Regions from separate parts of the Mus musculus genome. Here region 1 is linked to region 2. Evidence: chromatin loops called from intact Hi-C (ENCODE). Cell type or tissue: heart. All regions are shown on one strand. Each heading gives the region's core, and the rest is flanking DNA. Links, peaks and the distances in the headings are about the cores only. Region 1 has its middle 62 kb from the start of Gm42015. Region 2 has its middle 9.5 kb from the start of Rbm19.

Region 1 (5,374 bases), core at 323-5,322, 1.3 Mb before region 2:
ATGCCTTCCCGCTGTGGGAGGGGCTTATGTTGGCTCACGGTTTAAGGGAACCGCTCCTCATGGAGGAGAAGCCACGGTAACAGGAGTGTGAGGCAGGCACCTGCAGTCAGGAAACAGAGGGACGCCTGTGCTCAGTTTGCTTCCCCCTTTTCTCCAGTTCAGGGTCCTACCCTCAGGGACGATGCAGATCCACACGTAGGGTGGATCTTCCCTTGTCAGTTTATCTAAGCTGAAAACTCACTCATAGGTGTGCCCAGCGGCTTGTCTCTGTGTGAGGCTAGATCCCGTTGACAATCAAGGCCACCATGCAGGGAACTTTCTTTTTCATGTATCTCCCTGTTCTAGAACATTCAAGAGTAGGGACTGTATGGCGCGCAGCCTTCCTCAGCGACCTCACGTGCTTGTGTATACTTACCTTCCCTCCAGTGTCTTTCCATACCCCCCCCCCCCCGCAACTCATTTCTTTTTTGTTTGTTTGTTTTTGTTTTTGTGAGACAGGGTTTCTCTGTGTACCCAGGCTGGCCTGGCCTGGCCTGGCCTGGAACTCAGAAATCCGCCTGCCTCCGCCTCCCGAGTGCTGGGATTAAAGGTGTGCGCCACCACACCCAGTTTAGCTCATTTCTTTAAAGTCCTGAGTGACGTCAGTCCCTGCTAGATCTCTCCAGTTTATTCGTAGCTTTACTTACTAAAGAACACCTTGGCTGTTTTAAGTGTTTGGCAGTTATGAGTAGACCCATTCTAAGCATCCACGTGAAGGCTTTATACAATGGACAGGAGTATGAGTTTTTCTATACTTAAGGGCTGGCAAAACGGCTCAGGGAAAGGGCGATTGCACCCAAGCCAGATGATCGTGAGTTTGATTCCCTGGAACCCACATGGAGGAAGGAAAGAACTGAGTTCCAAAAGTTGCCCTCTGACCCCCACGTGAGTGCCAAAGCATATGTCCACCCTAAATATAAATTTACATATGGAGTTTATTTGCTTGGATGATCTAATGTATTCCAGGTTAATCTCCAGCTCCCCGTGTGTAAGGGTTACCTTGAACTTTATAAACCTCTTTGGTCTGTATGTTTTCATGGGTGATGTTTCTATTAATGTCTTTGGCCCATTTTAAAAAACAAAAAAAAAAACAAAAAAAAAAAAAAAAAAAACCAAGCTGTCGATTGACTTAACTGGCCTGGGGTAGCACAGAAAGTATTTTGGTTCCTGGTTTCTGAGGATTCAGTGTTTCATGGTGGGGAAGGTAGTTAGAGTTGGCTCACCTTTGGTGGTGGGAGCTTGCGACTTTAGGATAAACGTGGCTCCTCCCGTGACTGTGCCTGAGGCGTGAAGAGCTTCGACCAGAAGCTGAGGTGGATAGAACCGTCAAGGCCTGTCCTTCATGAGCTACTTCAGCCAATGAGGATCTGCAGGGCACATTTATCTTTATCTGAATGATAAATAAGTCAGAGAACACAGAGACTGGTATTGAACTCCCTGCCTCCACCTCTGGATCACAGCCTGAGACAGGGTTTCTCTCTATAGCCCTGGCTGACCTGGAACTCACCCTGTGTACCGGGCTGGCCTTGAACTCAGAGATCTGCCTGCCTCTGCCTCCTCGGCGCTGGCATTAAGTTTAGGCTTGTGGCCGCATAAGCATCTTCCAAATAGCCGCTGTCATGGTGCCGCTGTGCCTGCTGTAGGAAAATCAAGCTGCCTGCCGCCAGCTCAGATCTCTGCTCCCCTCTTCCCCTCCCTCTAACTCTCATGTTAGTGATGGGCACAGCATTTGGCCCTTTCTCATAGGGTCCTTCTTCCCAGGCTCACACGAGGTGGGTCTGCCATAGTCCACCCAGAAGCTCCCATTAAGGCCACACACTCAGCTAACCTAGCGACACTGTCACACACTCACTGGTGAAGCCCTGTGTGACTCAGGAGGGGTCAGGCATTCAAGGTCATTCTCTACTATATAAGCAAGTTCAGAGTCCAGGGCTAGCCTGGGCTACAAGAGACTGTCTTCTCCTCCTTCCATACCCTTCACTGTCCCCTGCTTCTCCCTCTCCTCCCCACTTCCCCTTCCCTCTCCTCTCCTGTGTCTTTCACTATCCTCATCTCTTATCAGTGACCTGTCCCTCCCTCCCTAACCTGACCTCCCTGAGTCGGAGCTGAAACACCCATTGGTCTGCTATTCAGTGTTTGGTCATTTCCTCTGCTGGTCCCAAATTTCCTCCATTAGGGGACTCGTCCCTCTGTGTAGGTCTTGGGCAGTTGGAAGGGGCGCTGTGCGTCAGAATTCCAGGGAGAAGGACCTTCTCAGATCCAATTAGGCTGTAGGGTAACATCAGAGGAGCAGAGCATCCCCAATGCTGTCGCAGGGTCACAGGGTTACAGGGTCAAAGCATGGCTCTTACTGAATAATAGATCCGTGGACACTAATGGCAGGCACCACGAACTAAATAGACTCTGTAATTTCTAGATGTTTCAATGCCTCACTGTGGGGTGAGGTAGGGGTGCGGATCCCACTCCCCCTTCGTCGGTTTCCGTGGTAGCAGCCGCTGTGGAGGGCATCTTTCTCAGTCTCCTGTCCTCCAGTTTCTTAGCCTAGTTCCTTGTGGAGATCCTGCTTCCTTCCGACCCCAGGGTCTTAGCTCTACATTCCAGGACGGTAGCCCCGAGTTCTTAGGAGCGATGCAACCTCAAGTCCTTGAGTCCCGCACCCGCATCAGGTGCATCCATCCATCTAGCGGAGCGGAGCTCGTGTCCTTCCACATGTGGCCAGCAGGTGTCGCCACAGACCGGGCAGCAGCCGAGCTTTGGCGCCATGTCACCTGGGCAGCTGGAGCCTGGGATGGTGATGAGGGGGGCAGACTGAGGCAACCCAGGTGAGACCTGCAGAGCTAACAGTGTGCTAGTGTGGTGTGCAAGGCCCTTTTTGCTCTACTGGGGTCGTAAGGACCCCGAGATAACGTTCCCAAGTACCCACTACAGAAATGACTTGAGAGGATCCGAGAGGCAAGGCTATTTGCTCGAGGCCACACAGCACTCAGCAAGCAAGGGGCAGGCTGGGTGAGCTGATGCCATGAAGGGGAACGTGCAACTTACCCAGGGTCACACTGTCTGTTTGTGGCCAAGCCAAGGCTCGAACACAGTCTGGGTTTGTATTACTGTTTGTTCAATTATTTTTGAGACAGGGTCTCACTGTTTAGACCTGGCTAGCCTGGAACTTACCATGTAGCTCAGGCTGCCCTGAAATCTCTGTTGATCCTCTATCCCAAGTACTAGGATGACACCATTCTGATTGTATGACTATTTTTGATTGACAGCCCACAGCTGTATCTGCTTGCAGGACACAAGCCCCGATGGTGTGTCCTTACCAGCACCCAGGCTGCCTGTGGCCAGTGCTTTGTCAGCCTCAGACAGCCTGTCACTGTCCTCTGAGGACTTTGTAAACTGAGACTGCGGAGGGTCTGTAACTAGTCTTGTTTCCTGGAAGGCAGACCCTCCCACCCTCAGCAAACCGCCTCTGTCCAGGTCCAGACTCTTGTGTCTTTCCCATCCTTTCTCCCAGTGTGCTGTGCTTGCACAGGGAGATGTTGTGTGTCTCTGAGCACCCAGCGGACTTCTGTTTGGGCTCACGTTCTGTGGTCTTCCACCTTCTGGGTACTCACCAACTAATGTATGCTGGACACGCCCTGGATTCTTTTCAGTACCGTGTGTGTGTGTGTGTGTGTGTGTGTGTGTGTGTGTGTGTGTGTAAATGGGACTCGCCTTCAAGAACACACATGGGGTCAGCAGTGGGCTTCATGTGGGACAGGATCCTGCACTGTTGCTCTGCCCTGCAACACTGCATTCCTAGTATTTGGACATGCCTGTAACCTTTGCACAATGACAAGATTGGCTCCGTTATTCACTTCTAATTCAGACTTCATGCAAATGTGTTTTATTATTTATTCAAAATTCATATTTATCTTATTTTACACATCTAGGTTCTCTCCCTGTATTACATACAGTATTTCTGGGTGTCATGTGTGTGCCTGGTGCCCTAGGACATCACAGAAGGGCATCAGATCTGCTGGAACTGGAGTTACAGATGGTACCGACTACAGAAGCCTACTAAAGAAGATGGCTGAGGTCCTGTGATGCCATTGGTGTCTGAAAGGTGCTGCCCCAGGGAGCCCCCGTTCTACAGAAGGAAAACGGCACCTGCGACCCAACGACTTAGGGATCAGACTTGGCCTAGCTTCACTTATACAGATGGGGAAACAAAGGCCCATTGAGCTGAACAGTGAAAGCCATAAGCTTGCCGCCTCCCGCAAGCTCCTCTGGCTTCAGTGCTGGGCAGTTGCACCCCTCATGCATGGGTGTGGGGGCACATGAGATCTCTCAGGGGACAGCTGATCCTGAAAGATCTCTCAGGGGGTAGCCTGACATCTTTGGATGCCCATTGCCATGTCACGTGGTATCCACCACCCATGAGAGTGGCTGACCCTGTATCACCTGCCCACTAACCTCCCAGCCCTGGCTGTGACCCACACCAGCTTCCATGGGAATGAATGCCCATTTGCTTGCTTTTAACTCTGTGGCTAGAGCTGGGGTGACCACTAACCACTGCCGTTAGGGGCTGCAACACCGGCCCTCGGCATTTATGGCTTCTGGGTCTGTGGGCACAAGAACTGTAGATTGGAAATAGGAAATTAAAAGGCTGCAACTACTGACTGGCCCAAATGGAGACCCATCCCATGGGCAAGAACCAATCCCTGGCATTATTAATGACACTGTCAGGATGGCAGATAGGATCTAGTTTACGGGTCCCCCAGCAGAGGCAGAGACCCACAGGCAAATGTTAGATAGAGTCTCGTGGAAGAGTTGGGGGAGGATTGAGGGCTCCAAAGTGATTAGGAGCCCCACAGGAAGACCAACAGAGTCACCTAACTTGGACCCTTGGGGGCCCCCAGAGACTGAACGGAAGAGCAAGCATGGGCTGGACCTAGACCCCTCCTGCCCCCCTTCCCCTACCCCCTGCCCCCCTCCATATGTAGATGTGAAACTTGGTCTTCATGCAGGTCTCCCAACAACTGGAATGAAGGCTGACCCTGAATCTGTTGCCTGCCTGTAGATCCCATTCCCCTCTCTGGGCTGCCTTGTCTTGCCTCAGTGGGAGACGACGCACCTAGTTTTGCAATGACTTGATGTGTCAGGGTGGGGCGATCCCCTGGGAGGGGAGGATTCCTCTTCTCAGAGGAGAAGGGGCGGGAGGAATGAGGAGAGAAGTTATGTGAAGAGGGGACTGGGAAGAAGCGGGGGTGATATTGGGTTGTAAAGTGAGTCAGTAAATAAATTAATGGAAAAAAATCGGCGACTACACTGTGTACAGACCGTGTTCCTCTCAGTTGCT
Region 2 (5,374 bases), core at 104-5,103:
ACAGGGTTTCTCTGTGTAGCCCTGGCTGTCCTGGAACTCACTCTGTAGACCAGGCTGGCCTCGAACTCAGAAATCCGCCTGCCTCTGCCTCCCAAGTGCTGGGATTAAAGGCATGCGCCACCATGCCCAGGTCCTTATTTTTTTTTTTTTTTTTTTTTTTTTTAGCTCTTCTAATATATAAGTACACTGTAGCTGTCTTCAGACACACCACAAGAGGGTGTCAGATCTCATTACAGATGGTTGTGAGCAACCATGTGGTTGCTGGGATTTGAACTCAGGACCTCCAGAAGGGCAGTCAGTGCTCTTAACTGCTAAACCATCTCTCCAGCCCCACATCTGAATTTCTAAAGATGAAGAGTGACAAAGGCAACTTTCTACGGAAGCCACAAGACCTCGAGTGCTGTCCCTGCTCTGGGAGAGGAGGTTTAACCTGTACAGAGAGGTTAAGCATCTTTCCCGAGGTGACACAGCTTGGGAGGTCGGAGATAAGGTTGCCACCTATGGTGGCAACCACTTCCTGGCTTCTATCCTTTCTTCTGACTTATGACTGGCCTCCTGTTGCTGCTGTGGTCCACTACATGGTAATCAATTACTCCTGCTTGTGAGGCATGTGGAGAGAGTGAGGATGGCTGGGAGGTTCCTCAAGGGTGGAGCTCCTGACTCAGGGACACTGTGACCCAGCTTTCCCAAGCTCAGGATTGAGGCTTGCAACCAGAGATGTGAACCCCACACACCCCCATCAGAAAAGGCACTTTTGGGAACACATCCTCAAAGCCCCAATGTCAAGCCCACAGGGATGAACTTTGTGGTGTTGAAGGGTAAAAATTTCCCTGAACCCTGGAGATGCCCTCAAAGCCGAGGAGCCTCTGCTGGCTGCATAGGTGGGCTGGACACTCTTACGTCCCGCACAACTCCAGCCCAGCTCTGTGTCCAGAGGGTGAGCAGAAATGAGCCCCACATGCGTGCATACACAGGGGCTCCCTAGCCCCTCTTTCTCCTTCCTGATTACATCAGCCAATGGGAAGGCTGACAGGCGCTCACAGATGGAATAGCAGACAGGCGGGCCCCTCCCTCTGGGTCTCTGTCCACCAGTCCCTGCCGAGGGGGATCTTGAAACCCTTCCATTCCATGCTTCTGACCAATCTACACAAGCAAATTGAAGCAATACAAATGTTCCCCTCGCCAGGCAGTGGTGGTGCACGCCTTTAATCCCAGAACTTGGGAGGCAGAGGCAGGCAGATCTCTGAGTTCGAGGCCAGTCTGGTCTACAGAGTGAGTTCCAGGACAGCCAGGGCTACACAGAGAAACCCTGTCTCAAAAGAGCAAAAAAGCAAAACCGAAAGCAACAACAAAAATGAGTAAATGTTCCCCTCACTCTCAGCTCTTAAACACGGAGCCCCAAATTAGTTTCTCTGGGTGAAAACTGGGGTCAGAAGAACCAGGGTACTCCTAGAGCCCAGTGGATCTCACAACCTTCCTAACGCTGCGACCCTTTAACTGGGTCCTCACGGTGTGGCGACTCCCAACCATAAAATTATCTTTGTTGCTGCTTCGTAACTGTAATTCTGCTGCCGTTGTGTATGGAAATGTAAATATCTGTGTTTCCTGATCATCTTAAGCGATCCCTGTGAAAGGGTTTTAGACCCCCCCCCCAAAAAAAAGAGGTCTCGACCCACAGGTGGAGAACCACTGCCCTAAATGGTCAAGGGAGAAGAAGTTGACCCTGGGTCTTCCATTTGTAGGACATTGTCAGTCTCCCTCGGCTTGTGGGCCCACGTCTTGCCATCTTGAAGTCTGACCCTGTCCTTGCATGGCCTCAATGCCTGTCATTCTTCTCTCTCTTAGGATAGAAGCAATGCCAAAAATGCCCATTGGGCCATTCCCGAAATGTTTCCCATCTTAAGGCCCATAACATTGTCACCACATCTGCAAGACTGCTTGCCCAGGGGAACTGAAGAGCCACTTCTTGGCCTACTACGGACTGACTACACATTCAAAGTCCACGTTCCCAGGATCTCCTGGTGTTTCTTTGCCACTCTCACACCTCCGGGGTCCTCCCTGCCTGGGACCCTGACAAATCCTGCCATCCCCAGATGGGTGGCTCTCTGGCTTCCTTCAGTTACTCAGTATTCAAATCTGTTCGTGTTTGCAGAGATACTTACCAGCCAACTGTAACCAAGCGTGCCCTGTGCTGGTCTGGATAAGAATCTTAAGGGGCCAAAGAAAGCCAGGGTTGTTAGCGCTGATCCACGGTCCTCTCCTTCCCCCTGCTGGCAGTGTTGTGGAATTGCAGGCCGCTTTCCTAACAGCCTTGGGAGGACTCAAGGGGTGCTGTTGGGAGTGGGGTGGGGGAGCTAGAGGGATGGGGGCCGGCTGTTAGCAAAGGAGACTGAGTCCCAGTAGCCGGTGCTACAGGAAGCTTCTGGCGCCGAACCCACATCATAGTGAGTGAGACTCTGCGCTACATCCCTGACAGATACTACTGGCTGGGCAAACTCAGATACGCCCACACCTCTGTGCTCCCATATGTCCTCCATAATTACAGACATATCCCTCAGTTCTTGTGAGGTTGGGAAGAGCTGGTTTCTACAGCGCAACATAGTTTTGTTGTTCCTGCTGTTGGCACTGTGAGGACTGGTGTGAATTTATTCTTTTGAACTCTCAGGGGTACACAGGTGTGTATGATGAGTCCTGTTTTACAAAGGAGGCATGAGGATTTCAGAGAGGGTAACTGACTTACCCACAGTCACACAGCAGGAAGTATCAGACATGGAATCTAGTCCCCAGTCCAAGTCTCTCTGCTCTTCTCCGGGTGAGCATTGGGTATGGGGAAGGTGAAATGAAATTGTTGTAAAAGAGATGTTCATTGGAAATTTAAATGACAGCTGTGCTATAGAAATTATTTAATCTCAATCAGGGGCTCCTACCCCGCCTTTGATCACTCGGTTCCTGGATGAAAGACACACAACTTATTATTATTAATAATTATTAATTATTATTATTATTATAAGACTTAATCAGCACTAGAGCTGGGCAGGTATCTATCCTCTATGTCTACATCCCTGACAATCATGCCACAGTATAACTTGCCATGCTCCATCTGGACTGCTTTTAACTCCAATTGGCCAGTCCTCATGGCCATGATTTCAAGATTTTATATATATACACATATATACATATACACATACATACATATATATATAAACATATATATAAATTTTTAAAAGGTTTATTTATTTATGTAGCTGTCTTCAGGAGAGGGCATCAGATCCCATTCCAAATGGTTGTGAGCCACCACGTGGTTGCTAGAATTTGAACTCAGGACCTCTGGAAGAGCAGTCAGTGCTCTTAACTGCAGAACCATCTCTCCAGCCCAATTTCAAGATTCTTACCCCACAACATCTTTTCTCTGCACCACCTTCTTTTTCTTCTTCTTCTTCTTCTTCTTCTTCTTCTTCTTCTTCTTCTTCTTCTTCTTCTTCTTCTTCTTCTTCTTCTTCTCCTCCTCCTCCTCCTCCTCCCCCTCCTCCTCCTCTCCTCCTCCTCCTCCTCCTCCTCCTCCTCGTTCTCCTCTTCCTCCTCTTCTCCTTCTGCCTTTTCTTCCTCCTCCTCCTTCTCTTCCTCTTCTTCTTCCTCCTCCTCCCCCCCTGTTTTCCTCAGACTCCAAGCCCAGAAACCCAGGCCCCACCTATCTCAATTCTGCCCAGCTATAGGCTGCAGCATCTTTACACACCAATAATTGGGGGGGGGTGGCAAGGACACATAGTGTCTCTTGGGTCTATGTGCAGAGTCTCTCCTCCTTGGGGACAACCAGATTTTGGGGGCCAGTAGTTAGCATTATAAAACATAGCAAAAGACCAAACCTCAACATATCTGTATCCTATGTAGGGGAGGTGGGACCCACACAGAGAAGGGAGGCTGTGTAGACCATAGAGTAATAGTTATGCAAACAGAAGGGCCTGAGTTTAGTCCTCGTTTAGTCCTGGAACCCATGGGGAAAGCTGAATGAGACCCTAATCTCAGCACTGGGGGTTGGAGACAGAAGGATTCCTGGAACTGTCTGTTGAGCCAGCCTTGCTGAATGGGTGGCCCTGGGTTCAGTGAGGGATGTTCCCTGTCCCAAAATAAAGCAGAGAGCGACATTTGGAGAAACACCGCCATTGACGGCTGACTTGTACACGTGTGTGTACTTGTGCATGCTCTCTCTCTCCTTCTCTCTCTCTCTCTCTCTCTCTCTCTCTCTCTCACACACACACACACACACACACACACATATGCTAAATAACTATTTAAAATAACATTAACCATCACACAGGGTCTCACCAGCACTACCAGGGTTCTTGGTGGTCCCATGCATTGGGACAAAAAGCATCAGCAGCAACAACAACAAACCACATAGGAAACACAGAGTTCGTTTGAAATTCCCTTCTGTCTTCTAGAGCAGTGGTTCTCAACCTTCCTAATGCTGCAACCCATTAATTCAGTGCCTCTTGTTGTGTTGACCTCCAGCCATAAAATTATTTTCATTGCTACTTCATAACTGCAATTTTGCTACTGTTATGAATTGCAGTGTAAATATCTGTGTTTTCCAGCCTCGAGTGACCCCCATGAAAGGGTCGTTGCACCCCAAAGAGTTGAGACCACAGGTTGAGAACCATTGTTCTAGACCCTTCTAGAATATCTCCTTGCTGCTTGCCTTTCCTTGGTTGGGAAGCCCACCCCCTCAGGGCTGGTTCTGGTGCTCAGGGTCCTGAATCCATCCCAGAACCACAGTGGCTGGAGCTGCAGGGACCACCCTGAGTTGTTGATGTTTTTAATTCCTGAGATGTCAGCGAAGCCAACCTGGGGGTCCTAGGTGCCCCCAAGTTTCAAATGCTAGAAGGAGAGGGAAAGGGGGGCCAAGAGGTAGGGAGCAAGGCAGGAGGGCAAGAAGGGCGCAATAAAGTTAAGGTGAGCAAGCTTATTAATGCACAGGAACAGAAGGCCATGAACGGAGTGGTTTTCTGGACATGTGGTAACCATATTTCGCAGCCCAGCTTGGGGACACGGGATTCATAAAGAGCATTCCGTTTTCTTTTAATGCCTTTAAAACACCTTTCTGAGTTGCAGCCGTCTCTGGGGGAGGCTATATTTAGTTGTGTGTTTTAATAACAGCAGTTCATGAAAAATAATAAAAATCAAAGTCTATGAATCTGGGACCCAGAGAAGCTGCCTGTACCTGCCCTTTGCTTAGAGGCTAAGAGTCACCCCAGAGTCACCCCAAGAAGGCTTAAGCTGGCCAATTCTGAGAGGGTCTTGGGTGTGGTCCCGTTCCTCATTTCCATTTATTAAGGACATCTTAGTACATCAAATGCAGAGTCAACAAAAGGCCCTG

What was found. A loop is a pair of places that touch in the nucleus more often than their neighbours do. Peaks named below come from ENCODE experiments on the same cell type or tissue, not always from the same donor. Only the 100,000 strongest peaks of a DNase experiment are listed, where the experiment ranks them.
Region 1: it touches region 2 in a loop (2.6-fold over the local background); 16 of 42 quality-filtered maps call a loop at or near these places.

What each region holds. Positions count from the first base shown.
Region 1 is chr5:118,778,999-118,784,372 of GRCm38, forward strand. No RefSeq gene overlaps it. Among named protein-coding and RNA genes, the nearest start is that of Gm42015, 62 kb to the right of the region's middle. In heart, for the core only: no CTCF peak of the experiment used is centred there; a DNase peak (open chromatin) is centred at 2,753; H3K27me3 peaks cover 3,413 bases.
Region 2 is chr5:120,104,364-120,109,737 of GRCm38, forward strand. No RefSeq gene overlaps it. Among named protein-coding and RNA genes, the nearest start is that of Rbm19, 9.5 kb to the right of the region's middle. In heart, for the core only: CTCF peaks have their summits at 2,264 (motif pointing left) and 2,483; no DNase peak of the experiment used is centred there; H3K27me3 peaks cover 1,268 bases.